3 separate regions of the Mus musculus genome follow, and regions 2 and 3 are each linked to region 1. The links are chromatin loops, found by intact Hi-C in ENCODE. Cell type or tissue: heart. All regions are shown on one strand. Links, peaks and the distances in the headings refer to the core of each region. The heading gives the core; the rest is flanking DNA.

Region 1 (10,799 bases), core at 1,195-9,194:
GCACTAAGCCTGTAGCTAACACCGCACATCCAGGCAAAGAGCAGCCTGCGCAGCTCCACTGCTCAAGAACTTGCTCAGTGTTGCTGTGGCTACAAGTTGACTTTGAGACTCTGGCTAAGATTACACCAGGGAATAAGAGATGAGACTCAAGACAGGGGAGGGATCTTATGTACCTGAAAATATAAACTAGATCTAAAGAAATGAGACTAAAATTTCTTAAAATGAGGAGAACAATTCACCAAAATAACAGAGAGCAAAACAAATATCCCAAATAACATTTCTCGTGTGATCAGTAACCAGCTAGAAAGTGCTACTACCCACAATGAACTAAAGCTTGAAATAGCCAGGAAAATCTAACAGTAATGTGACTTTTATGGAAGAAACCATAAAAATAATTTGAAAGATAGGAGATGTTTCTGAATAAAGGGACTCAGCATTAAAAATGAATTTGTATTTGCCAATCAAAATTTAAAACCTTTTTAGCTTAACAAAATGATTCTAACATTGAGCTAGGTAATAAAAATCGAGATGAGAATGGCTTATAAAATCTCAAACAAAGGGAATATTGAAGTCAGACTCACACTACTATATAGTAAAATATAATATAGGACCCTGGTGATTAAAGCCACATGCTATTGGCAAAGAATTGACAGATCAATGAAACACAGTGGATAACTTTGAAACAGACTCCAGTATGTAGAGAAACATATAATAAAGGAAATGTCATAAACCAATGGGGAAGGCTTTTTCTTCCAACAAATAAGGTTGAGAGTTCTAATAAACTTCAGGGAAAAGCAAAATCCTCAGAGAAGAAGAAACAGTACTGGTGAGTGAGCTCGTATGGAGATGCCAAGCCTTCTAGTGGCTAAGAAAATATAGCTCAAGGCCAAATTGATCTGCCTCTTAGTGCCACGAAAATGGCCACCACTAACAAACACTGGAAGGAACATGGGTGAAGGCAAAATCTTACCTCTTGCCAGTGTCTGCATCAATTCCTGCAGTCACTGTGAAATTTTCAACATCCTTTAAACTTGAGGGCTCATACTCTATATAACCTAACATCTTCAGACCTCAAAATAGATGCTCAGGAATTCTTTGTAGGCAACAGTTTTACAAGAAATGTTCTTAGTGACATGGCTGAGACTGGTGAAGCAATGAGCAATCCATGTGTTCACTGACAATAAAGTAAAAAGGCAGTGTATACCATCATTCCAAAATGAACATGTATGTATGGGTGAAACTTAACCACAAAGAAAGAAAGCAGTTGAGAAAAAAAATCCACAAACTACCAGATTTTGAATGATAATCCACTTATAAAGTTCTAAGATCAGTGAAAGTAAGTGATGTGTTTACATGAGATCATGTATGTGACAGAACTAGTGTGTGTGCAATCTATAATAAATAATGAAAAGGAGGCCATGAATTTGAAGAAGATCAGGGAGGCATGTATGGGAGAATTTGGAGGGAAAAAAGGGAAGGGTGAAAATCTATAATTATATTATAATCTCAAAGTAAAAGGAAAGTAGTTTTAAAATAAAACAAAAGAAAAGCAAATATAAATGATAACACACAGCAATGACACTATATTAAAATATCTTCAGGCTGGAGAGATGGCTCAGTGTTTAAGAGCACTGACTCTTCTTCCAAAGATCCTGAGTTCAATTCTCAGCAACCACATGGTGGCTCACAACCATCTGTAATGCAATCAGATACCCTCTTCTGGTGTATCTGAAGAAAACAACAGTGTTCTCATATACATTAAAAAAACAAACAAACAAATAAATAGATAAATCTTCAAATTACCATTACCCTTCCTAAGAGGTGAAAAGTATTCATGGTTGCTAGTTAGTTTCTTCCCTGTTTTATTTAAAGAAAGCATGTGTCACTCATACAGACATATTATATCATAAAATCTGTACAAATAGGGTTAAATGCTTAAATGGGACATGATTCTATGGCAATGTATAAAACAAGCTGGAATCACTTCAAGCCAGTGAAGAAGCTCATTCATAAATTATTCATTTATACATATTCATTACTTTCAATAAACGGAATTCAATGTAGGATGATAAAACCTTTTGGTAGTCTTAGGCCTCTGAAAGAGTTTATTAATCTATGATGAATCCAGTTTCACTTTATAATGTACAGTAGAAACAAAACAAGACAGAAGACTTGAAATTATTTAAAGATTTGTTAACGTTGCAACCGCTGGTTTGGTTGCCCCGGCCTGTGATAAACCCTTACGTTTGTTTAATCTGTTGGCTCCCAGCAGCTGACCCACAGTATGCTCTGCTGCTCTTCGCATTTCTAGTTTTTGTGAGTGCTTTGATCAAAATCTGATGATGTCAGAAACAAAACAAGAGGATCTGGGGCAACGACGGCTAAATGAGTTCAAGAAGTTCTTCAAGGCACTGTCACAGAGAGGAAAACAATGCCTTTCCTTCCAACCGGATCCAAACTGTGGGTGCTTAAAGGAGATAGAATTAAGCGCAATTCTCACCGTACTTGTTGAGAACATGTCACCACAGCATGGCTGAGGAGTGTCCACTGAGAGTCACGGAGTCCCCACGGAGGATTGGGTCAGCCAACACACTCGAGTCCCCGACTCAATTGCAAAATGAAGATAATGATTTGCTATTTAATGGCATAAGCATATCCCATTAGTCATTAACTGACTCTCTAGCAGACAGAGGCCCAGATTTGATCTGGAGAAGTCACCTAACATTTCTGTTTTTCATTTCCTCACCCATGATATGAGTAATGAACTCATGGTCAATTTATCTTATAGGGTGTCCAGCTCTGTGACAAGAAAAAATACTCTGGGGCAGTTTCTATTGTCCTACCTACAGTAGTGTCTATTTATGTAAAGCTTCAAAGAGATGCAGGGTTCAATAATTAGACTAGTGGGTTCAGATAATCTCCTGAATGTTTCTACTCTGGGCAAAGCATGTATTTTCATTGTGGTCACAAAGTGTCTGTGTGTTGTTTACTTGATATTTGTTTTGAGAATGACCAACAGGACATAGTCCACAGTCTTCCTTTCCTCTTCCAACAGTCAAGCATTTGAGCCTCCACCCTCACAGTTTGGAGAAGGCCAGGGCCCAGGTCACAAAAGACAGATTTGGTGTTTTGCAGCTATAGCCAGCTTTGTAACCTATCTCCCAGGAACAGATGGCAACGCCTGCAAGTATTGCGGTTATCCACTTGAATGATAGCAAGAGGTGCTGTTAAGTCCTCAGTGCAGCTAGCCCTCCTACCCCAACAGCCTCTATCCGATCCTCAATGGCAGTGGTGAGACACTGGGGAAGCTGGATATAAGTATCTGTTGGGCAATGACAGTGTGTCTCTAAAGCTTGCTCGCCAGCCCATTTGTGAATGTGGAGAATTTGTTTGACTTTGGAATTCCAGTCATGCTTTGGCTCATTTGTATCATCGATTTAATAGACCCAGTGGTGTTGGTCTCTTTATTTACACTAAGCTAGCCTGCAGTGAATAAGGCAGCAGATAACTTTGATATCACATTGAATTGTAGTCAAGTAAAATTCACCTTGATCTAAGCAATACCTCTTTGAATTTCTTTACAGTGAGTCTCTGCAGTTTTGTTCTGAGTCTGGGATGGGTAAGTCTCTGTTTAGGAGTCGACACATATTAGTCTATCTTGAAGATACCATACAAGAAAGCTTCCTCAACTCTGGTTAAGGAATTCTGATCAACAAGAGAGCAGAGGAACAAAAACAGAATGTAAGGGATGAAGAAGGATCGTTGTCTCGGTAAATGAGGAGACTGCTATTGAACTGGATGGTCCAGAAGAAATGCAAAGGAGGCTGAGAATTCCTGTATTAATTTAATAGCCTAGATAACAACCCAGGTGCAATATGTTTAGAAGGAAATCCTTTCCTGTAATCATCAAAATATAATACAGAATAAGAATAATAATCAGATAGCTCAAATTATGTAGCAAATAAAGTACTACTCACAGTATTCTTCATTTTATCCTTATTTTCCATTGGGTTGTAATATCTTTACCATTCTTGAAATAATGGTAACAGGAGCAGACCTGCTGGGAATTCCACTGTGTTAAGAGAGCTTTCTTAAATTTCTCTGGAATTAAACGATATTGAAGAAATGCCTCCAATGAGAAACCAGTATTTATTCCCATACAGTGATAATATATCTTTAAGTTTTTTTTCTTTCTTTTCTATCTCCTTAACATTGACAGCATGACTGATGAATTTGGTAGTTTGAGAAATCTCCCAGGCAATGACATCATGTGTAATTTGTCCCCTGGGTACTCAGGGAAGTCTAAGTCCTCATGCACACTTAAGCATCATGAGGCCTCACTTGAAATGGGAGTATTCTCCAAAATAAACAAGTTGAAACATTCTTGTCTCTCAATTCGGATTCTTCCCCTGCAGTTTTAAAGTTTGGAATAGGTTGCTATAATACTCTGATTTACATTTACAACTACTCAATGATGAAGGAAGGAAGGAAGGAAGAAAGGAAGGAAGGAAGGAAGGAAGGGAGGGAGGGAGGGAGGGAGGAAGGAAGGAAGGAAGGAAGGAAGGAAGGAAGGAAGGAAGGAAGGAAGGAAGGAAAAATGAAAGAAGAAAAGTCCGTCTTGTGCACTGGGTATCCCCATGTGTTTTTTTCCTGGGTGCCTGATGGAGTGAGTCCCTTACATTGATTTTCTGTTGCCAGCGACTGAAGTACCTACTAATGCTTTCTGGCTCTGAAGGACTTGAGCAGTATTGGCTACATGTGTTTACCATTATCCTCAGAACTGTCAGAGCCTTTCCTCCAGTGGAGGCATGCATGGAAACAGGCCAGAATGCACGGGAACACAGTTCCGGCACTGAAATTAGCAACCGGACAACATTCCCAGGGAAGTGGCTGAGTTCATTTCTGGCAGAAATCCCATGGCTGCTGGTACAAAATGAAATGGAGGAAACACAAAGGATAAAACCTATCTGGGGAAACGAAGAGGACACAATATGTATGGTTTGCTCTAGGATTTCGGGACTTGGGTGACTTCTAATTTCAAAATGGCAAAATGTTTTTCTGAACCTGGATTTACATGAGGGTTTAATAGATAAGACTGGCAACCTTTTGACTTTTGAAGAGGATTTTGAGAGTTTAATCCCCTTGTGGTAGCAGGATTTGAAAGCCATCACTAAGGCTGAATTGAATTGTAGTTATTATATGCCCCCCCCCCCCAGTTACATAGATTCACCAAACAAAAACTGGAAAATAGGAAGAAGAAAGTTTCCCCAAGAACTATGAAGAATCTCTTAAAACCTGAAGAATCATAGAGACATATTAAAAATCTATAACATTTCTCTCCCTATTCAACTTTATTATAGCATAGTATGTATGTTCAAATGAAACTGTATTTACAACCTGAAATGTGATGTTTTGATATAGGTATACTTTTTCAACTGTTCGTATCAAGATACTGACTGAATCAACACTCAAGTAACTTGTTTTTTTGGTTTTTATTTTATTTTATTTTATTTCATATATTTGATTGTTTTGATTGCATGTATATCTGTGCACCACATGCATGCCTGGTGCCCATGGAGGACAAAAGAGGGAGTCTAATTGCTGAAACTGGAGTTATAGATGATTGTGAGGTGCCAGAGCTGGGAATCAAACTCAGGTCCTCTGGAAGAACGGCCAGTGCTATTAATCATGGAGCCATCTCTCTCGACCCTCAAATATTTTCTTTGATGGTTAAAATGCTTAAAATCTGGCTCATAATTTTAAAATTTCTTGCTGGCTGTTTTTGGCGTTTTGTTTTTAATGCATAGATTCTTGGATTCAGATCACGGGGCCTATAAAAAGCTGGGCATGGAAGTTTGCCTGTAACCCTAGTCCTGGGGAGAATAGACAAGAGGTTTGATGAAGGTGGCTGACCACCAGCCTACCTCCTGATTCACTGAGAGATGCTCTTACAGGAATAAGATGGAGACTGATATAGATATACCCAGCGTTTGCCTTTGATCTGAACACACGGTCACAGGTACTAACACTTGTGTGCACTCACCACACACACACACACACACACACACATTTAATATCCTTTCTTTAAAATTTTTTCAAATAAACATTACTATGGGCATCTGCTGTACAACAGATCTCCTTAGTTGCCTTCTCCCCTCTAACAGAAATGTTGTATCTTTGTATCAAAACCTCTCCAATCCTGCTAACCTTCCTATGAGCTTCTGTTGGTCTCACAGCATTGTTTAGAGCAGCCGTTCTCAACCTGTGGGTTGCAACCCCTTTGGCAAACCTCTGTCTCCTAAAAATGTTCACATTATGATTCATAACAGTAGCCAAATTACATTTATGAAGTAGTAATGACAGTCATTTTATGCTTGGGTGTCAGCACAACCTGAGGAACTCTGTTAAAAGGGGCTGCAGCATTAGAACGGTTGAGAACCACTGGTCTCAAAGAATGCTGAGACCTTGTTCTTTTTAATATCTTTTCTGTAGTAGCCCTATAGCTTCAGGTTTTACATATCATCCACTTTGAGTTGATGTTCATGTGGCATGTAACAGTCCACGTTGGTTCTCCCATGTGTAGATCTTAACTTCCTCAACCCTTGTGTGTATTAAGATCTAATTTCTTATGTTCTTTTCAGGCTCAAGTAGGTTGTTAGGTAAGTATAAAATATGATCTCCATTTGCATTCATGAGACTATATTAAAGCATTGAAATATCACAGAGGGGATTCAAAAGTTTCTGGGAACTAAGAAAGTTATACAATTCCACAAATAGCTAATTATGAAACCTAATGTATCTTTAGGCTTTCAGATTAAACTAGCTATACTGTGTATTTGTATTAATCATGTACTATTTCATTATTCCATTTAAGTTGAACAATGATCATTAAAATAGGTTTTATTATCCCTTAAGAGACACGGAAATTAAAGCACAAATCATGGTGAAGGAATCCAGTGCAAAGCCACGACCTGAGCCCAAGCTGAATGACTTTGAAGGATCATTAAGACCAAAACCCCATTCTTTTCTTCCTGGACCTACTGATCGAATTTTATCTCCCAGTCTTCTTTTTAGGTAAATGTGATCATGTGACTGAATTCCAAAAATCAGAATGTAAATAGAAGTGATATTTCTATTTTTTAGACTTGCCTATGAAGTTTCAATAACATTAGAAAGAACAAATTTATGAAGCATGCCTTAATTTTTTAAGAGACTACATTTAAAACCAGGTAGTACTAATGGCTTGTTCCTTCCAAATATGTTAAATATCAGCTGGGCTTTAATCCCAGAACTCAGGCAGGGTCATCTACTGAGTGAGGCCCAGTCTTTATTTTCTTATTTATTGGAAATGTGTCTCCTAGCACACAGTACTTAGGAAGCAAAAGAGCCTCTGAGTTCAAGGGTAGCCTGGTCTATAGAGCTAGTTCAGGAAAGACGAAGCTACACAAAATTATCTTATCTTGAAAAACAAATTACAACAAACTATTGGTGATGCAGAGATGGCTTAGTGGTTAGACTGATCTTCCAGGGAACCTTGATTTAATTCCCAGTGCTGACATGCCATACAGAATCTTATGACACACTGTTTCTCCCTGCAGTGGCTCAAGGCAAGTATGCATGGTTTTCCCTAGATGTGATATATGGGATAGAACATTGAGGAAAGAGTCTGAGTTCCTGTATTAGTACTTAAAAAAAAAAAAAGAACTTATATGCCAACCACACACATTTTTTTTTCTGGAACTTATGTAAAGAAGAAATTTCTCCTTATATCTGAACTGTTATACTTCAGGGGGTTGTTTGAAATAGAAGTTTAGCATTTTATTACATATGTTACCCATAAATTAACACAAACATTTCTTCATCTCGAGAAGGAATGAAATATAAGGAAAAGCTATATATGCTAGAAAACCTGCAAACAATGTTTAAATGAACAACATTTGAACAATCCAAGAGACCTCTCATTAATTCATCATTTAAGTCCACTGTATCTTATTTTTCTGAATTACCAATAAATCTCTCAAGATATAAGTTGGATGGATATTTGAAAAACTGGGTATATTTTGTTAACATCAATCAATAGTACTGTTATTTAATAGGAATTTTTTTAATCTTAGAGATCAAGGAGAAAGTAAGCCAGAAAAATCAGAATTCCTCAGTGGGAAATTCAATTCAGAGTAAACAATAGTTATAATCATATAAAAATCCCAAATTTGTAGGAGTATTAGACTTCAATTCTGCAAAGTATAGTGACAAATTCAAATGAAATTGGACTCCTTAAAAAATCACAACTCCCCTTCCGGTCAGCCCCAGCACAGGGTCACCTTGGGCAAGGAGTCAGCAGACACCCCCAAGGTACACAGAGCACTCTCCACGGGATCTTAGGACCTCTGGTGAGTGAAACACAACTTCTGACAGGAGGCAAGTTCAAACGCCAGATATCTGGGCACCTTCCCTGCAAGAGGAGAGCTTGCCTGCAGAGAGTGCTCTGACCTCTGGTGAGTGGATCACAGTGCCTGCCCCAATCCAATCGCGCGGAACTCGAGACTGCGGTACATAGGGAAGCAGGCTACCCGGGCCTGATCTGGGGCACAAGTCCCTTCCGCTCGACTCGAGACTCGAGCCCCGGGCTACCTTGCCAGCAGAGTCTTGCCCAACACCCGCAAGGGCCCACACGGGACTCCCCACGGGACCCTAAGACCTCCGGTGAGTGGACCACAGTGCCTGCCCCAATCCAATCGCGCGGAACTTGAGACTGCGGTACATAGGGAAGCAGGCTACCCGGGCCTGATCTGGGGCACAAGTCCCTTCCGCTCGACTCGAGACTCGAGCCCCGGGCTACCTTGCCAGCAGAGTCTTGCCCAACACCCGCAAGGGTCCACACGGGACTCCCCACGGGACCCTAAGACCTCTGGTGAGTGGATCACAGTGCCTGCCCCAATCCAATCGCGCGGAACTTGAGACTGCGGTACATAGGGAAGCAGGCTACCCGGGCCTGATCTGGGGCACAAGTCCCTTCCGCTCGACTCGAGACTCGAGCCCCGGGCTACCTTGCCAGCAGAGTCTTGCCCAACACCCGCAAGGGTCCACACGGGACTCCCCACGGGACCCTAAGACCTCTGGTGAGTGGACCACAGTGCCTGCCCCAATCCAATCGCGCGGAACTTGAGACTGCGGTACATAGGGAAGCAGGCTACCCGGGCCTGAAATGGGGCACAAGTCCCTTCCGCTCGACTCGAGACTCGAGCCCCGGGCTACCTTGCCAGCAGAGTCTTGCCCAACACCCGCAAGGGTCCACACGGGACTCCCCACGGGACCCTAAGACCTCCGGTGAGTGGACCACAGTGCCTGCCCCAATCCAATCGCGCGGAACTTGAGACTGCGGTACATAGTGAAGCAGGCTACCCGGGCCTGATCTGGGGCACAAGTCCCTTCCGCTCGACTCGAGACTCGAGCCCCGGGCTACCTTGCCAACAGAGTCTTGCCCAACACCCGCAAGGGTCCACACGGGACTCCCCACGGGACCCTAAGACCTCTGGTGAGTGGATCACAGTGCCTGCCCCAATCCAATCGCGCGGAACTTGAGACTGCGGTACATAGGGAAGCAGGCTACCCGGGCCTGATCTGGGGCACAAGTCCCTTCCGCTCGACTCGTGACTCGAGCCCCGGGCTACCTTGCCAGCAGAGTATTGCCCAACACCCGCAAGGGTCCACACAGGACTCCCCACGGGACCCTAAGACCTCTGGTGAGTGGATCACAGTGCCTGCCCCAATCCAATCGCGCGGAACTCGAGACTGCGGTACATAGGGAAGCAGGCTACCCGGGCCTGATCTGGGGCACAAGTCCCTTCCGCTCGACTCGAGACTCGAGTCCCGGGCTACCTTGCCAGCAGAGTCTTGCCCAACACCCGCAAGGGTCCACACGGGACTCCCCACGGGACCCTAAGACCTCTGGTGAGTGGATCACAGTGCCTGCCCCAATCCAATCGCGCGGAACTCGAGACTGCGGTACATAGGGAAGCAGGCTACCCGGGCCTGATCTGGGGCACAAGTCCCTTCCGCTCGACTCGAGACTCGAGCCCCGGGCTACCTTGACAGCAGAGTCTTGCCCAACACCCGCAAGGGCCCACACGGGACTCCCCACGGGACCCTAAGACCTCTGGTGAGTGGAACACAGCGCCTGCCCCAATCCAATCGCGTGGAACTTGAGACTGCGGTACATAGGGAAGCAGGCTACCCGGGCTTGATCTGGGGCACAAACCCCTTCCACTCCACTCGAGCCCCGGCTACCTTGCCAGCTGAGTCGCCTGACACCCGCAAGGGCCCACACAGGATTCCACACGTGATCCTAAGACCTCTAGTGAGTGGAACACAACTTCTGCCAGGAGTCTGGTTCGAACACCAGATATCTGGGTACCTGCCTTGCAAGAAGAGAGCTTGCCTGCAGAGAATACTCTGCCCACTGAAACTAAGGAGAGTGCTACCCTCCAGGTCTGCTCATAGAGGCTAACAGAGTCACCTGAAGAACAAGCTCTTAACAGTGACAACTAAAACAGCTAGCTTCAGAGATTACCAGATGGCGAAAGGCAAACGTAAGAATCCTACTAACAGAAATCAAGACCACTCACCATCATCAGAACGCAGCACTCCCACCCCACCTAGTCCTGGGCACCCCAACACAACCGAAAATCTAGACCCAGATTTAAAAACATTTCTCATGATGATGATAGAGGACATCAAGAAGGACTTTCATAAGTCACTTAAAGATTTACAGGAGAGCACTGCTAAAGAGTTACAGGCTC
Region 2 (10,799 bases), core at 1,067-9,066, 230 kb before region 1:
GCCTCTATGAGGGTGCTCCCCCACCCACCTGCCCACTCTTGTCTTCCTCTCCTGGCATTCTCCTTCACTGGGGCATCGAGCCAATTGGGGCTCCGGCCCAAGGGCCTCTCCTCCCACTGATATCCAGCAAGGCCATCCTCTGCCACATATGTGGCCAGCACCATGGGTCCCTCCATGTGTATTCTTTGGTTGGCCCATCCAGTCCCCAGGAGCTCCGGGTGGGGGAGGGGTATGGCCTGTTGGCACTGTTGCTCCTTCTATGGGGCTGCAACTCCGCTTCAGCTCCTTCAGTCCATAAAGGGGCAATTTTAAAAGGCAAAAAAACTAAATGTTGGAGCAGCCTTTCTGTATGTCCTTGAAAATTAGGGCCTGCTAGCTACATGAGTGGGTGGTAGCAGTTGAGTGTGCGTATGGAGTCATGTCATTCCCATGTGTGCTGTGGTACTGATTCTGTAATGGACAACTGGCCAATGCCAATCAGAGATGCCTTTGTTTTAGTAGCTTCCCTCCTTCGTGTACCTCGGGCTTCTACTTACTCTTAGCTTTATAGTCTGTGAGCTGGGCAGGTTTTCTGACCTGACCAAGAACCCTCTGATCATACCCCTTGGGGTAGTTAATGCTCTAGGTGGGAATGTCTCCCCAATGTGTTGGGAGTGTGGGAAGCAACCATGACACGGAGATCCCTATAGGAGGAAGACGGCTTTCAAGGCTTCTAAATGGCAGTGAGCCTGTTGGAAGGATGCAGCTGTGAACATCAAGTAAACAAAGTCTGGGACTTTAGACCATTCAGACCGCTATGCAGTGGGTGTCTGACAGGTGGCTCCAGAAGTTGATTCACATATTAACCTCAGGCTTAGGTATGGCACTCCAGGGCTACTTTGAGTTGTTGAGATCTGCCCCAGACCCTGAGGATGACATCACTTTCCTTGTCTCTGAGCTGAGTTTTCTGCCACCTGAACATTTTAGCTTGCTAGTGTTGAGCCTGCCCACTCTTTACAATGGCCTGTAATCCTAGGGATGTGGACGGTTCGATTCAGGTTTTACGACTTGTGGTTGGTTGTTCTCTGCTCTCAGGATCTTATGGTCACTCAGTGAGAAACACAAGTTCAGTGTCAAGATGGTTCACTGCTCTCAGAGATGTTCAGAAGGACAAAATAGGATTCCTTCCCACTGGTCTATCTCCTAGAGGAACCAGTATCTCACCAAAGCCCATGACTGGGTTTAATATGTCTGAAGGCTTGTCCTGGTGGGGTGACTTGCAGTTTCTTTGCACTGGGGCTTCTGATCTCCTCCTTTCCTCCTTCAGACAGGGGGCCACAGAGCTGTCCTTCTGTCTAGTTTTACTTACTTGTCCTGTGTCACCTTTCTTTTTCTCTGTGTTTTTCAGATATTCTATCACAACCTTTGTGAATGTCTGAAGCTCTTTTACTCTCTCTTTAGAGTAGAGTCTAGTTATTCTTCATATTCTGACTCTTCTAACTCACTGAATCACTTTGAAGTTTTCAAGTCTGTTTTTCATGGAAGTCTGTCTCTTTGTTTTTGTGCTCTGTAATCTTGGACATATAAGGTAGCAAAAAGAATCTATCTTTATAAACTTTTGGGATTTCTTTATTAGCTATCCACTTCTAAAGTTGATGTCTTTTCAACAGTGACCATTGAGTTGGTTCTGTCTTACTTGTAGATTATAAAAACTACTGCTTGGATGTGGTGACTATTTTTTAATAAGTTGAAATAACGTGGCAAATATTAGGTTGCACCCTGCAAAAGATGGTTAGAAGTTAAAAATGAGAATTGCGATTTTAATTATGTATGTGCAGATGTGTGTGTTGTGAAGCTGTGATTTCTTATAAGTCATTAACTTTTAAAAATAGACATCCTTATTAAACAATAAGAAGTCTTGAATATTCATGACAGGCAAATCACTTCTCCTGGAACCTAAGGTGGAATAACGTTTTGCTTTGACACACCAGGCACTGTGCTGTAGTGTAATTTAAAGAGAAGTGATACAAACATTTGATGAGTGCTGCATGGACCAGTGAGAAGTTTAATAGTGAAGGAAACACAATTCATAACTTCAAAATTACATTGTCAGTTGATAGTAATGAAGATTTCTAAGGATTGTCTAGAAGACATATCAGACATTATGCACCTTTAAAGATCTCTGAAGACAGTCACTTGTGAAAGTTTCACAGAGAAGAAAGGCAGTGCTGTGTTGAAACCCATAGCCAGTGGAGGTGTGTGGGTCTGGGTGAGGAAGTTAGGGGCAGCTGGGGTCAGTGGCAGAATGTGGTGGAGACAGAAAGGAAGTAATTTGACAGGTGATTTTTTTTAACAGGTTGGAATAGTTTAGGATCCATTCAAAAGATGTGTAGGCATGCATTTGAAGGGGTTTGAATGGAATGAAGTTGGTCTTTATTTTTAGTCTAAGTGAAAACATAGAAGGCTTTGGAGGAGAGAACTCCAAAGATGAGTATGGTATCTATAAATAAAATGAATAAACAAACATTTATGTAACGTTAGAGGCAGCTGAGTTATTTTTCCTTGGTGTCTTAGTGATGTAACTCTGACAAAAGCAACTCGGGGAAGGAAATTTTTATTTTGGCTCACCAAGGTTGTAACCTATCATAGCAGGAAAATCAAGGCAGCCCGAGCCTAAAGTAGCTTGTCAGATCATAGCCACAATCAGAAAGTAGTGAGTGATAAACAAAAGTCACTGCTCAGTTGCCCTTCTCCATTTATACAGTCTGGGATCCCAGCCAAGGAGTGGTACCACTCACAGTAGGTGTCTTCCCTCCTCTGTTGATGCAGTCATGATACCCACTACCCCCTGTTATCTCCAGAGGCTCACCCCTCAGGTGATTCCAAATTCTCTTTGGTGTGCAAGTAATACTAATCACCACAAGGTATAATTCCATTCCTGTTATAACACACAGAAGAGATGGATGAGGCCAAAAGATGTTTAATATTTGATGCTTCATTCAAGGAAATGTGTAGAAGGAGAGTCAGACTCTCAGTTGATCTCTGGGGTGACTCCCACAAAGGCGCATGATAATTAGAGGAAGCAGCAATTGATCTTGCCTGTTTCTTATAGGATTTTTATTTGTACATCTGAGCAAGACCTTTATGAGCAAAGTCACAGACGTAGAAAGAGAAACCATCATTTTATCCAGTCCGCCTGGGACATGGGCTATCAAAGAGAAGGACTGAGGCTGTGTAAGCAGAATATGGTCTGCTGGATCTGCCCAAAGGCAGGCTTTTAACACTACTGGATGTGGGGCTTCATTTGGTTCAAGACTTAGTCCATTATCCTGGTTCTCCCTCACCATGCTCTGTCTAGCTCTGCAGAACTGATTCAAGTGAGAAAGGCCAAAGTATGTAACAGCACCCCTCCCACAGCCTCTATTTCACCTCATAATTAATCAACCTAAGAAACCTAGGGCAAATCAGGGATTTTGTGGTTAGTGATATCATAAACCATTACAAATGCTGATCCATCGAAGAAAAGATAAATAAAAATAACAAAAGCTTTTTTTTGTCTAACTCATTTTCTGTGTCCTGTTTTTATTTGTTTAAATATTGAGGGAAAAAAAAACAGTAAAAGAACACTATTTAGATAGTTCCTAAAACATGCCACTGAGTCTCCAGTTTATATCAAGGCTCATGGATTGTACAATACCAGATTTCTTGGGTCTTTGTATTTCCTTTTCTCGGTGGGTCAATAAATTAAGTAACACGTCAGTACTAAGATAGCAGATGAACATCTGTCAGGGAGAACTGGTCCTAGGGGCTTTGTGCTCTGGTTTGGAAAATGTTTGATCTCTGTGTGCCGTCATAAAAGATGGGAGAGAGTTTATTATCTTTTATGATCCTGACTTACCAACAGTACCTGACAGAGTGATTGTGCCGTGGCCTCCAGTTGGAACTTGGGATGTTCTCGTTGCCTTGTCCCTGTATGAGGCACAGGATTTGCTGGTGAAACATCAAAACAAGCTATAATATGGCTCTGGCAATGGGATTCGGAACAGCTGCAGGGCTTTCTCCTGTAGGGGGCTGGCAGGAAGAAGAAAAATGAAAGTAGCGCAATCAATCTCTCTAGCATTCTATATATTAATAATGTTTGCCAGCTCCAGACATTGCTTAATCAATACCGGATGCAGGGGCTTGCAATGGTTTGTGATACTTGGATACCTTGTGGAAACAGTCTGAGCCCATGGCCCGGGGATGTGGGGAGAGCCCGGTGATGCCCATACTGGTTCTCATACAAGAAAGGTATCATGGCCTTGGAAATGATGTTTTAAAAAACGATTCTCACACTCATCAAGCTAATTCATGAAATTTTCCAAGAAGGGGCGATTCCTTAAGAAACTGGTGTGACTTCTTTTTCTACCTGGATCTTAGCTGGTCTCCCCAAGCTTTCAAGTGAACCAGCAGAGGGATTCACTTTCCAGACTAGCAGGGTAGATTGAAGGCGCTGACGCCAGAGGGCGCCCATCGGAAGAGTCTGCAGGGTGCTGTGAGCTTGAGGCCCCCAGAAAAACTGTATTCTAAGGGTTCTCAGGTTAGAAAGGGCTGCAAACACTCAAAGGAATCAAAGGAACTCATTTGTACAACAGTCACAGAATAAAACAGAACAAAAGCTACCTGATGCTATCTGATTGTTGTTTATCTTTGATTTGAATGACAAAGTAAAAAATGATTTTCCTCTGGGAAGGTTTAATTGCTTAAAAGCAATTTTTGCTTGGCAGGGAAAGTAGGCTATAGCACAGAGGGACTTTGTGTGTGTGTGTGTGTGTGTGTGTGTGTGTGTGTGTGTGCGTGCGTGTATGTGTGTGTGTGTGAGAGAGAGAGAGACAGAGACAGTGAGAGAGATAGAGAGACAGAAAGAGAGAGACAGAGAGAAAGAGAGAGACAGAAAGAAAGAGACAGACAGGAGAGAAAGAGACAGAGATAAAAGAGAGAGACAGAGACAAAGAGAAACAGAGAGACAGGAGAGAGAGAGATACATAGAAGAGAGAGACAGATAGAGAGAGGGGGCAGAGCGTGTGAGTGAGAGAATGAGGGAGCGCCAGCCATTTTGACTTTCATCAAAACCCCAATATAACAGCTGGATGGATATAACTCCATGTATTCCGCAGCCATGCAGCAGTCATTAGCAACCTTTCAGGCCTCTCTACCTTTGACTGTGCTCTAATGTGAACACACACACACACACACACATACACACACACACACACAGAGTTTTTGCTATAAACAAACCCCCCAAAACCAAGATTCCAATCCAAATCTCAGCCAGTTTTTGTTTACAGCTTCTCCCCTGCCTTTCCATATTTTGACAATCTTATTTAAACACTAAAACCGCAGGGGATGTTGCATGTAACCTGTCGGCGCATGCACACATGCACCTAACAAGCTGAAAGCCAAAGCTGAGGCGGCGATTTGCTCATAAACTGGATAATTAAGGATGTGCCAAGCTACCTGTGGGGGACCTGGGGTTTATCAGTGGTTTTTATTTACTGTTTAGTAGTACAGCATGTTACATAAACCTTTAAGTAAAAACAATTCTATTATAAAAATAGTCCTTTCAAAGCCACAACACCTCCCCTACTGAGTTCTAAAATCACTGGAAAATAGGCAGCAACAATAAACACGGTGCCTAATACCAATAAATGGTCTGCCCACCCGGGCACTCTTGGTACTCGTGAAGTGTATGAGTACTTTGTAAACATGAAAATATCTTTGTTCCCTTTCCTTAACTATGTTTCTCTCAAGAGATCTAGTTCAAGAATAGTTGCCTTTTCTAGTCTGTGTTTTTTGGTTACATTTTACCTTTGATAATAGAGTTCTGAAACTTGGTAGCACATCAGAATGATCTAGAAAGGTTTCAAAGGCATTGATGGCCAGACAGAGTGGTACACACGTGCAATCCCAGCACTTAGGAGGGGGGGGGCGGGAAATCAGAAATTTAAGGGCAGTTTGGATTGCAAAGCAATTTCAAAGGTAGCTTAGACTACATTAGACTCTGTTAAAACAAACAAACAAGCAAATTAAAAAAAAAAACCCACAAACAATTCTGGATTCTGATCTCAGAAGTTCTTGTCTAATTGACCCAAGATTTTAAAAGTCTATAAGAATGGTCTCTGAATTATTCCAGAATCTTACTTAATGCTACTTCCTCCCTCCCTTCTTCTAGTGCTGGTAACTGAACCTAGGGCTTTGCAAGTGTTGGCTAATTGCCCTCCAGCAGAGCCACACCTCCAGCCCTAAACTCTGCACTTACAGCAGTTTCCTGTGTGCTGCTGCTGCAGAGCTCACACCTGAGCAGTAACTGTGGTGGGGAATGCTTGGGATATGTTCTGACCTGGGAAGGTCAAAATGCAAGATAGGGAAAAGGCAGGGTGGAGGTTCTTCCTACATTTCATCTATCTTACATGAGTGGAGTTTCAGTTCCTATGGGCCTGGATTTTTTTCTTAACTAGTATAGGCAACTCCCACTAAAAGATGACCTTTTCCTGAGACAACTTCATCTCCAGTGCACAATGCTGAGAGGTGGTTCACCCAAGGTGAAGCAGGCAGGAGCTGTGCAAGCGTGTGTGGCTATCTCAGATTTCCCTTTTGCTCCCTTGTGGGTGTTAGCCAAATGCTCTGTACTCTGATATTTTTCACTGAAATTATCATTTTTTTCTTCTACAAACAAGGAAGCCAAGGTTCAAGGGGGAAAGTTACTCAAACTAGAGAGGGGTGAGGTGGTGTCTGGTTGGAGTGGTGCCTGTGGATGCTTTGATGGTCCTAATGGCTCTCCTGCCCCCACTCACAGTCTGTCTCTGCAAGCCCCTCTTTTCCTGTTTGGATGACCCGGTCTTGTCCTTTATCAAGGCTATGAAGTCTTCTATTTTGTTGGGCCATGGCTACTCTGATAAACCAATTTATGCTCACATATTAATGGGCTTGTGGGCTATTATCATCAACTCTGACATAGTTATTAAGTGCTTTCTCTTTCATCTTCATTTGAAAATGATAACGTTCTCCTGATGGAGTTTCACTGTGCGCTTTCCACTCTTAAGTATTGCCAAAGTAACCAGTCAGTACAATAGGAAAGCAAGTCTGCCTAGTGGTATGCTCGAGGTCTTATGTGGCAAGCAGTTGCTTGCTGACAATGTTTTCTTTCTTCCAGTTCGGTTGGCATCTGATGGACCCAACCGCAGAATTTTTGTTTTAAGCACTTACTTTTAAAAACCTACTACCTACAAGCATCCGATCCGGGTGGGTTTCACAGCACACACAGTAACGCCATTCATTACTGGGGACTTCCAGTCAGTTCCGGGGCCTGGAGTTTTGTGCAGGCTCGAGCACCCACGGCTTGATTTTGATTTCATTCACTGCTTTGTTCCTTCAATCTCTGTGGCCCTTTTAGGGGCAGAATGGGGACTTCCTTCTGTCTCCACCTAGCCTTTCCAAAGTGGGACGCCAATCCTTCAGAGAGAGGCTTGGGTTAGAGAGACGACCCGTGGTTCCGAGGGTCCCGTGAACAGGTAGCTGGGACTTCGGCTGCCTATTCCTGACAGCTGCAACTGCTAAAACAATCTTGTTCTTTTGTTTTCCACATTTAAAGAAAGACCTTCAGCCAAACCGTCGCCCCTGACCTTGTTTTATATTTCCAATGTGCATTTTATTAACTCCTTTCTCATATGGTGCACACGGAGCTTGCCACCAGATGAGAACGGGGCAAGTTTTGCAATTCTGATGGAGAGAGCAGTCATGAGCATGGAGAGAAGTTTGAAACAAGTTTGGGAGCAGGGGTCTGTTGGGTCAAGCAGAGCTCTGTGTAAAGAGGAGATAAGAAAGTGCTCACGAGGTGTACAAGTCACTTCATTAAAAACCAAACGCAAACCGCGCCTGCGCAGCCAAAGAAGTCCTTCAGACGGGAAGATGATTGAAGGGAGCTAGCTGAACGTGTAGTCTGGGTTCTCAGGGCAGAAATTTATAACTTTAATTCTCCGACTTGACAATTCGTTAAGGGTGAATTAGGCAGAAGCTGGGGGAAAAACTCTGAAAAATGACTTTAGGACACTGAAGCGGAATGAACTTAAACTCTGTCTTACATACATTTTCATTGATTTCGAAAGACGGCTCCTCACAGAACAGCCGGGGAAATACTTTCTCTCTGTTTGAGGAATGATGTACTGCCTCTGCTCCCCCAGATCCGAAGCTAACCTCCTTTTTCTTCCCCTGGGAGTGTAGGCCCGTGTTCAGGGGTGTCTACAGAATTGGCCACAAGAGGGAATTAAACTAAATAAAATCACTATCCGCGGGGGGCCTCTAAATATGCCTTTTTAATTTGAAAATTTTTGTGGGTTATAGTGTAATTCAAGCTTTTCAAGGTTTATTGGGCCATAGCTCACAGACCTCAGACCAAGTCTGATGGCTCTTCACTAATTCGGAAAGCAAAGGTGCCTTTCATCTGGCCGAACCTGGGAGGAAGTCTAGGCGAGTGGAGCTTAGCACTGGGACAGCATCCTTGGCCCTAGGATGGACTTGGCCTGGCGAGGAGGAACTAGCTGTCTTGCACAGTGGCTCACTACTTCGGAAGGCGCAAAATGCCTGGTGCTGAGGATGAAGACGTCGCTCACAGAGGCGTGTAAAGGCTGGTGACTTGCAGCCTGCTGCCTTCTCAGTCAAAACACGCCGCTCTGGGTAATTAATTGCTGTGAGAGGAAACGGACCAATGGCGCCTTCTGCTGTGAATCTGTTAATGGAGAACTTATGGAGAAAAAGTCGAGTCCTCCGGTCCAAATTGGAATGTGAAAGAAATCTGTTGGAAGGTGATGACAGAAATGAAGTAAAACAGCTGTTTCCTGATCCATGTGCCAGGTGTGTCTCACACTGTGATAAATAAGATCTGCGTCCTACTCGCCAGAAAGGGGGGGGATATTACAAGCGTTTATTATGGGGAGGCACGGAGAAAAAACACCCTTGGCTAGCCTTGTTTCTCCTGGCACAGAACAGGGAGCCCTTCGTCGCACAATGCTTGGAGCCGATAATTCCAGTTGTTTAGGTTCAAGCCAACGTGGCCTATTAAAAGCTTAAATTCGATTTTATTGTCTAGGTATTTATTAACTGATTATGAAAAGACATTAAAAGACCCATAATTAAACCAAGTTGCCTCTTACCTTGATGAATTCTCCCCCTCTTCTTACACAATAGAAAAATCTCCTTGGGTTTGATTTGAGGGCAACCGTTCCCTGCCTTGACATTACGGGCTGCAGCTCTCACCTCAGCTCCAGCCGGAGCCGAAATGAAAAGATCTGTGAAAGCCCGTGGTTATGGTTACAAGTGTCCCCCTTGCCCCCCATTAGAGTATGTGCGGTGCTCTGTTCCTCCTGCAAACTGTTGCTGGTTTTCGCCCAAGGCGGCAAGTATGACTCTTGACAGGAGTTTTGAAATGTCTTCCTGGCCTCTCCTTTACCATAGCCCTATGCTAAGGTCAGTATATGTAGCATTCAAACACACAACCCTGGCCTAGGCTGTCCAACTACTTCTAGCTACAGTTTGACCTTGGATAGCCCAGATTAATCCATCCTTTCACGGAACTTACTTTCCATTCTTAGTTCTTAAAGTTTCTAAATATTCTTATTGTATTTCATTTAACAACTGCTTTTCTTTAAGCCCAGCAAGATTGGATATAATGACCTTATCTCCTTACAAGCAGCCAAAAATTATTAAAAATCATGTCCATTATCATTCTTTTAAGTCTAAAAACAGCCAGACTTAAAAAGAAGTCTAAATCTAGCCAGTCATGATTGTGTCCACTGATTGTAATTCCATCATTGGGAGGCAGTATAGGGGAAGGGCCACAAATTTGAAGCCATTCTGGTTTGCAGAGTGAGTTGCAAACTGTATCTCAGAAAAAGCCCAACCCCTCTCAAAACAAAAACCAACCAACCAAAAACAAACAAACCCCCAAAAAACAAAAAACAAAAAACCCAAAAAACAAAAAACAAACAAACAACCCCCCCAAAAAAAAAACCAAACAACTCCCAAAATCTAAATTAATAATATATGTATACATCCTTTTGAAAATGGAACATGAGCATCACAATTTCACTGTTTTTCAATAGCAATAATTACTCCTTGAATGAACTTCATTGGTTGCAGTATTGCCAGTATTTAAAGTAAGATTTAACTAAAAATATAAATAAAGGGAACAGTAATAATGTTGAAAGCACAGATATCTCATTATTATGGAATTATGTTCTTATTAAAACCTCCAGTTTCAGTACCATATCCTGTCACTACTGTTCAGTCACTTAAAATTGGTTTGAAAGACGAAGAGTCCTAAGTCTTAAACAGGCCCTGAAGCGCTGTAAGGAAGTCAAGCACAGCGTTTAAGCAGCATTTCCTGCACTGCGGGCAGGATCTGAAAAATTATAAGATCTCAGTCACAGCTATACTTCTCTTGAGGATCACAACTGGAGTTTTGTAGTCACGTGCATGACCACGTATTTATAAAGTCACCGCTGAGATTTTGAAAGAAGATCTCAGCTTTTAAAACCTCTTCTAATAACACGAGCAGGGGGCAGTCGAAGTAATTCGATATTTGACATCATTTACTTTTTTTCCCTTTCCTCTTGCCATTCAAGTGCTGAGTCACTGTTCCTCTCTAAAATTGAAGATACAAAAATAAACACCCTTATTGGCATAGCAAGCTCAGTTTAATGTTATAAGAAAATGAAAGGCTACTGTCTATAGTTGAAGATTGCCCAGTTTATTTTGTAAAAATTGGTGCTTGAGAGATAAATCAC
Region 3 (10,799 bases), core at 1,098-9,097, 240 kb before region 1:
ACTGCTCAGAAATTCGAATCCTAACGCCTTCTGCAGGAGTTTTCTATGGGTTGTTACCTACTGCCATTTCTCTTCTGAGAGCTGCCATGATAAAGAGGTGGTTGGGACTCTTCAGAGGTGGGCCTTTGATAGTGTTACCACCCAGACCTCTGCTGCCTATGCTGCTTCCAATATCTGTGTGCTTTCTCTTCCTTTAGCCTCTGTGGCATGGACCTGGCTGACCCCAGTGTAGGCAAAGATTCTCTAAGTCAGCCAGCTTTTCCCAGTTCCTCATCAGCAAAGAGTGCTTCAAGGGTGAGCATGCACTGCAGAAAGAGTCCATACACCCCATGAGACTATTCCAAAAGTTTGTGGGGTGGGTGGACTCCCTCCTAATTGCACTTGGAGATTTGAGGAGATGTTTTTATTATATTTTTAATTTAAATTATTTTATTTATTTACATTCCAGTCATTGTCCTGCCCCAATCCTCTCTCCCACAGTTCCTCATTCCATTCTTCCTCCCCCTTGTCTCTGAGAGGGTGCTTCCCCTAACAAGCCCCCTCCCCACTTCCCTGAGGCCTCAAGTCTCTCGATGATTAGGCACATCTTCTCCCACTGAGGCCAGACCAGGCAGTCCTCTGCTATATATGTGCCAGGGGCCTTGTCCAGTAGTGTATGCTATCTTTATATCTTCCTGGAGGCCAAATCTGGAACCCACACCACTGGTGAAGGGCTGAGCAATGGAAATCGAAAAGTGGCACATTGTTTGAGCCCCGACTCAAGCTATGTGAGCACCTTTTTTTCCTAGGATAACAGTCAATAAATTACCCTTTCCTGCTGAAAACAGTTTGAGTAAGATGTCTTGTGATATATGCCAGAATCCTGTCTAAAAATGCTCTATACAGGAGTCAAGAAAGAGCACAAAGGAGTATACTTTTTAGGTTTTTTTCCCCCTTTCAATTATTCATCAATAGGAAAAAGGATGAGAGACCCACCATTCTAAAAATGCTTATTTTTAACTCAAGGAATTAGAGTAAAACAGTAGAATTAGCAATTTTAAGGAACAAAGGACATGTGAAAACCTCCCAGGGAAAGGACTTGTAGATACAATAGTAACTTAAGATCACAACATAATGTTTGTTTGTGTGCCTCTGCATTTGCTCCAATCAGCGGCCAGAGGGACCCTCTCTAATGATGATTGCGCTTGGCACCAATCTATGAATATAGCAGAAACTCATGCTTTCTTCTGTTGATATCCCTGGGAAGCCTCATCTTTTCTGAAGGGAAATGGAGGGTCAGTGGATCTGAGGGAGAAAATAAGTATGTGCAGAGGGGATTGGGAGGAGAGGGTGTGGTCTAGATGTTTTGTATGAGATGAGAAAAGAATAAATAAAAAATGGGGGGGGGATACAACATAAGACCGGCTTTTAAATTGTAGTGCCATTTGATGATTCTTCTTAATAGGTTACTTTTATAACTCACTTAATCCTCTCTGTAAACTATTAAACAATCCGATTCAAAAGACAGTTTAGTGTCTTGAACAGGTTGTGTTTGGAAGTTTGGCTAGATTTTTTTACCTTGATTTTGTTTCTTCACCTCAACACTGCAGGACTATTGTTATGGTGCTAATGGATATGAGAGCCTCGGATTGAACCATGGAATACGGTTAACAGTCAAAAGCAAGAACATCTATCTCTGATTGCTGCTTTGTTAAAGTTACTGCTAGAAACTTGAGTCTCCATTCAGTGCTCTTGTCTGTACTTGTCCCCTCTGAGATCCCCTAGGCCTGGTCAGGGACTCTGTGACTCCAGACTTCTTCTCCTATGGTTGTTATTTTCTGACAATGTGGAATTTTAGTTGCTCTTTTTGTCCATTAAAACTATCACCAGGGTGCCCATTCCTAGAAACTCAGAATTTCTCTACACCCATAATCCCTGGAATTTTTGTTTTATTTTTAGATAAGTGAGAAAGAACATGATCTTTAGTTACTTCAGGTAGAATTAGCTGTGCAACAGCAGCATCAAGTGACAGAATGTAAGTCCTCTGTGCAAACAGGTAAATCTGTGTTCCTGGGGTTATTTCCTTAGAACAATCTTGAAAAGTCTAAAGCTGCACAGTCTTTTTTTTTAAATTTAAACATTTTTTATTAGGTATTTTCTTCATTTACATTTCAAATGCTATCCTGAAAGTCCCTTATACCCTCTCCCCACTCTGCTCCCCAACCCACCCACTCCCACTTCCTGGCCCTGGCATTCTCCTGTATTGGGGCATATAATCTTTGTAAGACCAAGGGCCTCTTCTCCCAATGATGGCTGATTAGTCTATCTTCTGATACATATGCAGCTAGAGACATGAGCTCTGGGGGTACTGGTTAGTTTTATATTGCTGTTCCTCCTGTAGGGTTGCAGATCCCTTTAGCTCCTTGGGTGCTTTCTCTAGCTCCTCCATTGGGGGCCCTGTGTTCCATCCAATAGATGACTGTGAGCATCCACTTCTGTGTTTGCTAGGCACTGGCACAACCTCACATGATACAGCTATATCAGGGTCATGTCAGCAATATTCTGGCATATTCAACAGTGTCTGCGTTTGGTGGTTGATTATGGGATGGATCCCTGGGTGGGGCAGTCTCTGCATTGTCCTTCCTTCCATCTCAGCTCCAAACTTTAAAGCTGCACAGACTTAACTGATATTATCTCATTGTGTATTACCCAAAGGATGTAAAACATGTCTGAGCCCGTCTTCCAACTCTCCCAATAATCTCAGCATTGTCTCCCCAAATCTTAACTTCGCTCGCTTTCCATCCCAAAGAACCACTCCCCCAGATGGCATTAATGAGAGAATGCTGGTGTTTTGGCAGAAAACTTTATTCTTCATTCATGGTTGTTATGTCTCACAGTTTTAGTGTTAGAGTCAAATGCATATTTTTAATAACTTTCAGTTTTTCCTTATACTGGGTTCAGAAGTTGACGATTAAAACTGGGAGCATCTAGTTTCATGACTCAGTTTCCTTTTTAGTAGAAAGGGACTGTGTTTCTACCTTAGACCACAGATAACAGAGCCTTTAGGAAAAAACATTAAAAGTGGAAGTGCCAAAACCCATAAAGTAGTAGCAGACCCAAAGATTCCAAATTGATTCAGGTTGATCTTATTAATAAACTCATGCATAGGCATTCCTTGAGGAGGAACCCGTGTGCTCTGGAAGCATTTTATGGAGCAGAATTTTGCAATCATGGGGCATGTGGCAAGAGCTAGAATATGGACAGGGGAGAGAGATTGTCTATAGGACCAAGTTCCAAGATGACCAAGGGACTTTAAGAAAAGGGGTCCTCTGCTCCTGTAAGCCCCAAGCTATTGCCAAGGCCATTGTCTGCTCTCTAAAAGCTAACAGTAAAGCCCTATTGCTGAAGATAACATCTACACAAGTCCTTTAACATGGAGAAATTGAGCTATTTCCTACCTGGGGCCTATACTCCTATGGACTAGTGTTCATGGTCCACTACTGAAGGAAATGATAAACACCTACCTAGCTACAAACTGTTTGCTCTACAATGATAACCTGCCTGCAAGATGCACTAGTGCACTAGTGGCACAAAGCATTTGGGGTAACCAAACAATTGGTTTTAAAGTCCACTCCATGAGATGAAAACCATCCCTGACACAGCTTGGGTGACTAAGAACTCGAGACCAGATATATCAGGAACCTAGGGGAAAACGCTACTGTTTTGCTAAAGGAACATGGCCATAAAATGATTCCTAAAAGCATTCTGCTATACTTAGGTCAGTGCCTTGCTCAGCCATCATCAGAGAAGCTTCCTCCTGCAATAGATTGGAATACAGAGACCCACAGCTGGACAATGTGCAGAGAGTGCGGGACCTCAGAACACTCACTCCAAATGGTATATCCCATCAAATTGCTCTCCTCAGGGCTCAGGGAATCCTGTGGAAGAGAAGGTGGAAAGATTGTAAGAGCGAGAGAGGATGGAGGACACCAAGGAAACAAAGCCCTCTAAATCAACAGGACCAGATCGACAAACATACTAACTCACAGAGGCTATGGCAGCATGCACATGTCCAATGAGTTTAAGCCAGATGGGACCCCAGTGCTGAGAGGGGAACTGGATACAAACCTCAATCTCTAATCCAGAAGCCATATCCAATTGATAAACATTCTCGAATAAAAATTATTTCTCTCCAACAGAGTCTCACTGGGGTTACAAACCACTCTTAAGGGCAGGACACATGCCCAGCAGTAGATGGCCAATGCAGCATGAATCCAGTGACATCTTTGGGGGTTCTTTGTCTCATAATGTTTTGTCAGGGTTTTAAAATGATTTTTAACCTTATAGGTTATAAATATATATATATATATATATATATATATATACACACACACACACATACACACATATATACACATACACACAAACATATATGTATAAATGTGTGTATCTATAATATATATGTATATATAATATATATATGATATATAGGCTTCCAGTTTTGTGTTTTTATGGGAGACATGTGTGTACAAAGACATGTGTCTGTGTCTATATGTTTCTCTTTTTTTTAATCACTCTTTTCCTTTTGTTTATTTGTTTGTTAAGTCCTACTTCCGTTTATTTGTTCTAGATTATCTTATCATTCTTTAGATGCCTGTTTCCTAAGGAGAGAAATTATATGGATTCAGATGGGAGGGAAGGTGAGAAGGAACTGGGAGGAGCTTGGGGAGAGGGAACCATAAGTAGAATATATTATATGAAGAAAATATACTTTCAATTAAAAACTAGAAAAGAAAGAAGAAAAAGAAAGAAAGAAGGAAAGAAAGAGAAAGAAAGAAAGAAAGAAAGAAAGAAAGAAAGAAAGAAAGAAAGAAAGGAAGGAAGGAAGGAAGGAAGGAAGGAAGACAGGAAGAAAGACAGGAAGACACAAAGAAGGGATTTCCAAGAGTAGAGGAAAAGGAACAAGATTATTTCATTTAAATTGATGGAGTTTTACATGTGCAGGACAAGCGATTTGGAGAGATTATACAATGAAATAAGTAACATAGATTGTGGTTTTAAAAGTAGTCACTTTTAAACGTTAGACATAGTATGTTTTATGCTGTGTGTATTTTAGCAAAATAAAAATAAAAGATGAGGGTTCCCATTTGAGATTGCCTCATTGTCTTTGCTTCATAAAAAATATCAGGTATTAATGAATTGTTATTAATTTGCTTTGTTTGTTCTATGAGAAGTTTCAGTATTTCTGAAACAAATGTGAGGAATTATTTTAGTGAATGAATTAAAAATATAGACCCTGAAATCTGATGCTTCTGGCTCTGCATATACTTGTTGCTTGCTGCCCATATTACACTGGGAAGATTCCTATCAGCCTCAACTCCTTGACCTGGTGCTTGCTGAGGCAGTTACACTACACGGAGCTTCTCAAGTGCCTGGGGCATATTAGGTGATAAACAAATTAGCCTTTATTGTCCATAGTCTCATGTCAGGAGTTTGAGCCCTATTTCAACATTTGTGTTTTATTTTTTAAATTCCAAATGGGACCCTTGTTTTTTAAAGTCACAAGGGGAAAAAATAAACTGCTTGGGACAAGGAGTTGGGGCTGAGTAGTCAGATAGTAGTTGGAGGTAGACTTGCTTGAGAAGAGAGAAGGGGAATGAGAGATCAGGATCCCGACTGAAGGAGAACAACCAGGATGGAGAACAGTAGACATCAGAGGACAGTGGCCTGAGCATAGGGCCAGCGGACAGAGGAAGCTGACATGGAGAGAGCCTGGCTCCTAAGTGTTCTCTGGAGGCTCTGAAAAAAACTCTCTTGGAGTTTGGAAACCGTTTTGTTGATGTGCTGACAGCTAAGGTTAGAGTGGAGTTTCCTTTAGAAAGTCCCAAGAGTGTTGGAAATGAACTCTGACCAAAAATTTTAGTTTTAGTTTAACTTCTTCCTGCTTAGCAGTAAGTATTGGCTTTTGGGTTAAGGGGTAAGGGTTCTTACTCAATCTTTTTTATTCTATTTATTTATTTATTTATTTATTTATTTATTTATTTATTTATTTATTGGCTACATGATACACATATTCAGAAAAAGGAGAATCTGACAGGTTAGAAGAAACATGTATCAGGGAGCAGATTATCCCAGTGATGGCCTATGTTTGCATAGTTAACAAGGAGCAGAGTCCAGCACATCTGGCTGGTGTGGAGATTAAGTGTGGCGGAGACGGATGTGAAAAAAATCAATGCTCTTTATGTTTGGCACCATCGCGCAGCTGGTGACAGAAACTTGGGGTAGAGCAAGCATTTGAGAAAACAAGATGGACGCCATCCAAAAGTCAACTCCAACCTCAAAAATTCCAAGTAAGTGATTGGAGGAAGCATCTGGCAGGGGCGTTTTCACTTAACCTTGGAAACCTATAAAACAGCATCTCTAGTAAGCTATTGCATGGTTTCTAATTACAGATGGTTTTTCTGTTATTCAGTTACTCTGTCAGCTGGTCACAATAGACGTATGTAGTAGGCAATAAGTTAAGACCCTTCCTTCCATGCGACTTCACAGAGGGGAACGCCACGGTCAAGCCAACTCACTGGACATAAGGCAGCATAGAGATGTCCCAGGAGGCGAGATGCTGGCAAATGTAAAGAGTACTCTGAGAGAAGAACAGCAAGGTGACAGCAACCCCTTTGCCAAATTGGTTCAAATCATAAGCAGTGTGTGCTGTCATGGGGCTAGAATAATTAAAGTCAGGGGAATTTGTGTCACATGTCAGTGATCTTAAATGTCTGCCTTACTAAAATAGCTTTCATTAAATGCTCAGAAAATTCTAAGAGAGGCACATAAGTGCTCTAATCCTTCTTAAGTATACTGAGGCTACAGGTGCTTTCTGTAGATGTGGGAGGTATATGCAAACAATCACCTGATCATGAGGCATGGAGGTAGGTGTTTCTCAGGTATTGACAGTGATGCACGATGAAGATTCCAGTCAGGAGTCAAGACAGGTCAGGGCTAAGACTATATAAGGTGACTCCGACTCCCTTCTTTCCCCTTCGGCTTCTGACACCCCTTGGCTTTAGTGATCCGGTGACTTAGAATCATTGATGTTGGTAGCAATGAGCCTGCCTGCATTCAGTGTTAGATTTGAATTCAGGGCCCAGAGCATGGAAAACTGTTTAAGCGGGGCTACCCTTGTGTCTTCAGGGGATGCTGAGTGGGCTCTGTGACCTGGGACTCTGGGTGGGCTCTGTGTCTTCCAGAGGCCTCTTTCATGCCACATCTTCTCTCCAAATATATCCCTTGTGTGAGTGGGGAGCCACAAATACAGACTCCCTGTGAGCCATAACATTTATTTCTCCTTTATCACTATATTTATAGGCCATGCCATCAGTTTAATTTAGGTGTGGAAAACCCTAAAGAAATCACCTTATGATATTATCTCTGGTTTAGTGATAACTTTTACTCATCACATAATTACACATATATATGGTATAAATATATGTACAATCACACATATGCATATTAATATGTAATCTCAACACCCATGGGTTTTATTGACTTGAAACTGGAACTCAGGGAAAATGACTGACAAACCCAAATGTTCCTAGTGAGATGGATGAAGAAGGGTGCTCTTGGTTCCCTGCAGTTTCTCCAGTGGTTTTCCTATTGTGTTAGAGGTAAGGCTTTCCTGAGATACTGGACCATATGGAACAACAAGTCTTCAGCAAAGTGTGACTATCTCAACTCCTGCAAGCATACCGTCCTGGGTCACTGTGCATTTTTTAGAACATGGGTTGCATTTCTGTTGACTGGCCTTCCACCTCAGGATCTAGTGCAGTGTTCATCAGCCATCAAGACAGTGTAGATGTGGCAGAATGCATGGGGAGCCAGACTGCCCAGGGTTTGAAACCTGGATCTAGCATTTCATCTTCTGCAAGACACATTACTTCCTTATCTGTTGAGTTTCCTAATCTGTGAGGGGATAATGCCCATATCTTTCAGGACTGTGCAAAGGTGCCTGGTATGGGGACAGGTGACTTTTACTGCAGTCACTAGAGTCACTAGTGGTTCAAGAAGCCAGAAATGATATCCTGTAGAGCCATTGGGCAAGTGGCCTTAAGCCAGTGGCACTAGTGACTACTGTTTGAAGATCAGACTTTCAAGGTTCCAAGGTGCTCTCCTGTGCCCCAAGGCACAAAGTTTCTGGCTCTCTGCTTCCCTCTCTATCTCTGTAACAATTACTGATTAGATGAGCATACCAGCTTAGACAAGGTGCTGACAGTTGCACTTGTTTGTCCTGGAGGGTTCCCAGTGGTTGCCTCTAAAACGAAATTGTTTCAAGTATGCACTTCAGTTGTATAGGCACTAAGGCCACCCACAGCTTCCCAGGAGAATCTTAGCAGTGATTGGTCCTGCAGACCAATGTCAATGTTTGGGTTCACTCTGGGGAAGCAGCTGCTGACTGCTTGGAGTACCATGACTGGTTGGCAGCAGCGGGCACCTCTGTCTGCTGTGGAATGCAGAGGCATTCCCATCCCTGGGCTGGGCACACTGCCTATCCTCTGTTTCTCTTACTGCATAAGGACACATCTGTACTGTTGGCATTTATTCCTGACTCCAGTACCTCCCCTGTCTGCTAGGGACAGCCAGTTGGTCTTTCAAGACTTCTGAGTCTAGAAGGAGCTTTGGACTCGGAGGGGGTTGTTTCCCCCTGAAAGCTGGGGACTGCCTGCAGTAACTCCTTAAGGCCTTTGTTGAGAGAAGCCTTCCAGTCGTGTGTGGAACTTTGTTTTATTAAATCTGATGAGTTCTGTATTTTTGCCACATGTCACATGGATCACCCACGTTGACTGAGCCCTGCCAGAGCCTTGCTGCCGTTACCCTGAAAGGAAGCCAGATTTTTTTTTTAAGTGGGTGGGGGTAATTCCAGTTTGGTGCAATAAATTATATGGTTCTGCCTGATTTGTTTTGCTCTGGGCTGGGAGAACCCATGGCGGAATGTAGCTTGCAATGTGTGTGCATGAACTGGGGAGCAGGCAGTTGCGAGCAAGGGGTCTGGGGAAGAGGAGGGAATTAAATGTTTCTATAGTGAATGGATTGATGGATTGGAAAGAAGATATAGCAGAGCTCTTAGCTGCTTTGCTTTTGATTGCCTTCCCCAGCCCAGCCTTCAGGCTAGCTTTTTTTTTTTTTTTTTAAGTATAGGGCTTCTGAAATGTCAGGAAGAAATCTGGGAACTCTCATCCCTCAGAGAAGGTAACAAAATTCTGGTGCTTCAGTTCACTACTCTATCACATAAGGAAACTTAGAAGTCAAAGAAGTATTGTGTTTCAGGAGTTTGTTTCTGTCTTCTGAGGCTACTGGCTTTGAAGGTGGAACCTACAGGCTTGAGAATGCTATGGGTTTGTGCCTCCCGTTTTAAATGTGGTTGGTTTCCTGGGAAAGGTGAACCCGACAACACACACATAAAGATTATGTAAACTTTGTCTTGTCCTTAACTGATGGAGGGTTGAAATCATCTGGCCAGCAGGTAGAGGGAGCTGCCACACACACTGTATTACAACAGGGACCAGGAAAGACTCAGGTTAGAAAATGTGTGTAGAACCTTACTGTACCTCGAATCCCTAATCAAGCTGGGTCTTACTTTTTCAATCAGAAAACAATGGGAATATAGTCTATCTCACAGGAAATGTCATGACAATTAGCTTAAAAAAAAAAGAAGAAAAGAAAAAGTGGATGAATTCTTCTGTGACATCAAGAGAGCCCAATAAATCCAATCTTTCACTTTTAAGCAGTTTTAAAGGCATGAAGGCAGACTCTGACTATTGTCAACAAGACATTGCTTTTTCTTTTGGGACTCCTTTGAAGGGGCAGAGTCAAGTATCCAGACCTCAACAAAGCAGCCTTGCCAGCCTCACAGCTGGGGTGGAAGAGCCTTTAGTTCTGAAGACTTCTGGAGAGAAGTTGGGAATCATATTTGGAAGACATTCCAAATTTGTACATATGCCCTTCATTTATTTCCAAAACAAAATGGATTTGAATAAACCCAAGATTTTATTTGTAATTCAGGACCATGGCACATATAATTCAAGATCTGGAATCTTATAAGTAAGGTTTAATTCTTTTTTAAGGTGAGCTCCAAAAGACATTAGAAAAATTGCTAGGTGAAAAAGAATGCTTTGGGGGCTTGGGCAGAGGGCTGACTTAATAAAATACCTGGTGTGTGAGTGTAAGAACTTGTTTAGACCCCAGAATCCACGTGAAAGCAAAATCAAAGAGGTATGCTGTAATCCCAGTGCTGGGGAGGCAGAGACAGGAGGATCCCTTGGTTCATTGGCCAACTATCCATCCTAGCTGAGTGGTCTCACTCCTGGTGCAGTGAAAAGCCCTGTCTCAAAAAATAAAAAGAGAGACTGAGGAAGACAGTTAACACCAACCCCTGTCCTCATCATACATATGCATATACACATACATATACACATATACATATTCTTTGTGAATTTCACATCCCATACCCCAGTTTCTCTCCTCTCCCTGTCTCTCTGAACCCACCCTCTGCCCTTGTGACCTCCTTCTAAAAACAAAATAAAATTTTGTTGTGGAAGCTGTAGTGTGTCACAGTCTTTTGTCCATATTTTACTTGCAAATGTCCATTGCAATGAGTCACCGGTGTAGTTTAAGGCCTCTGGCTTTACTATCAATATTGGAACCTCACTGGGACTCATCCTGGATATACTGTTGTTATCCTGTGCCATGGAGTTCCTATAGCTTTGGATCTGTAGGACTGATCCCTGCATGCACTCCAGCAGTTCATAGATGGGGGGTAGATGTTGGAG

What was found. Peaks named below come from ENCODE experiments on the same cell type or tissue, not always from the same donor. Only the 100,000 strongest peaks of a DNase experiment are listed, where the experiment ranks them.
Region 2: a loop joins it to region 1, with 2.6 times the contacts of the local background. A loop is called at or near these places in 3 of 42 quality-filtered maps.
Region 3: a loop joins it to region 1, with 2.3 times the contacts of the local background. A loop is called at or near these places in 3 of 42 quality-filtered maps.

The regions. Positions count from the first base shown.
Region 1 is chr9:87,838,136-87,848,934 of GRCm38, reverse strand. No RefSeq gene overlaps it. Among named protein-coding and RNA genes, the nearest start is that of Gm25528, 45 kb to the left of the region's middle. In heart, for the core only: no CTCF peak of the experiment used is centred there; a DNase peak (open chromatin) is centred at 4,844; H3K27me3 peaks cover 3,489 bases.
Region 2 is chr9:88,067,050-88,077,848 of GRCm38, reverse strand. No RefSeq gene overlaps it. Among named protein-coding and RNA genes, the nearest start is that of Gm23176, 51 kb to the right of the region's middle. In heart, for the core only: a CTCF peak has its summit at 4,463 (motif pointing right); a DNase peak (open chromatin) is centred at 8,728; H3K27me3 peaks cover 4,822 bases.
Region 3 is chr9:88,081,067-88,091,865 of GRCm38, reverse strand. No RefSeq gene overlaps it. Among named protein-coding and RNA genes, the nearest start is that of Gm23176, 65 kb to the right of the region's middle. In heart, for the core only: no CTCF peak of the experiment used is centred there; DNase peaks (open chromatin) are centred at 5,745, 6,275 and 8,545; H3K27me3 peaks cover 2,828 bases.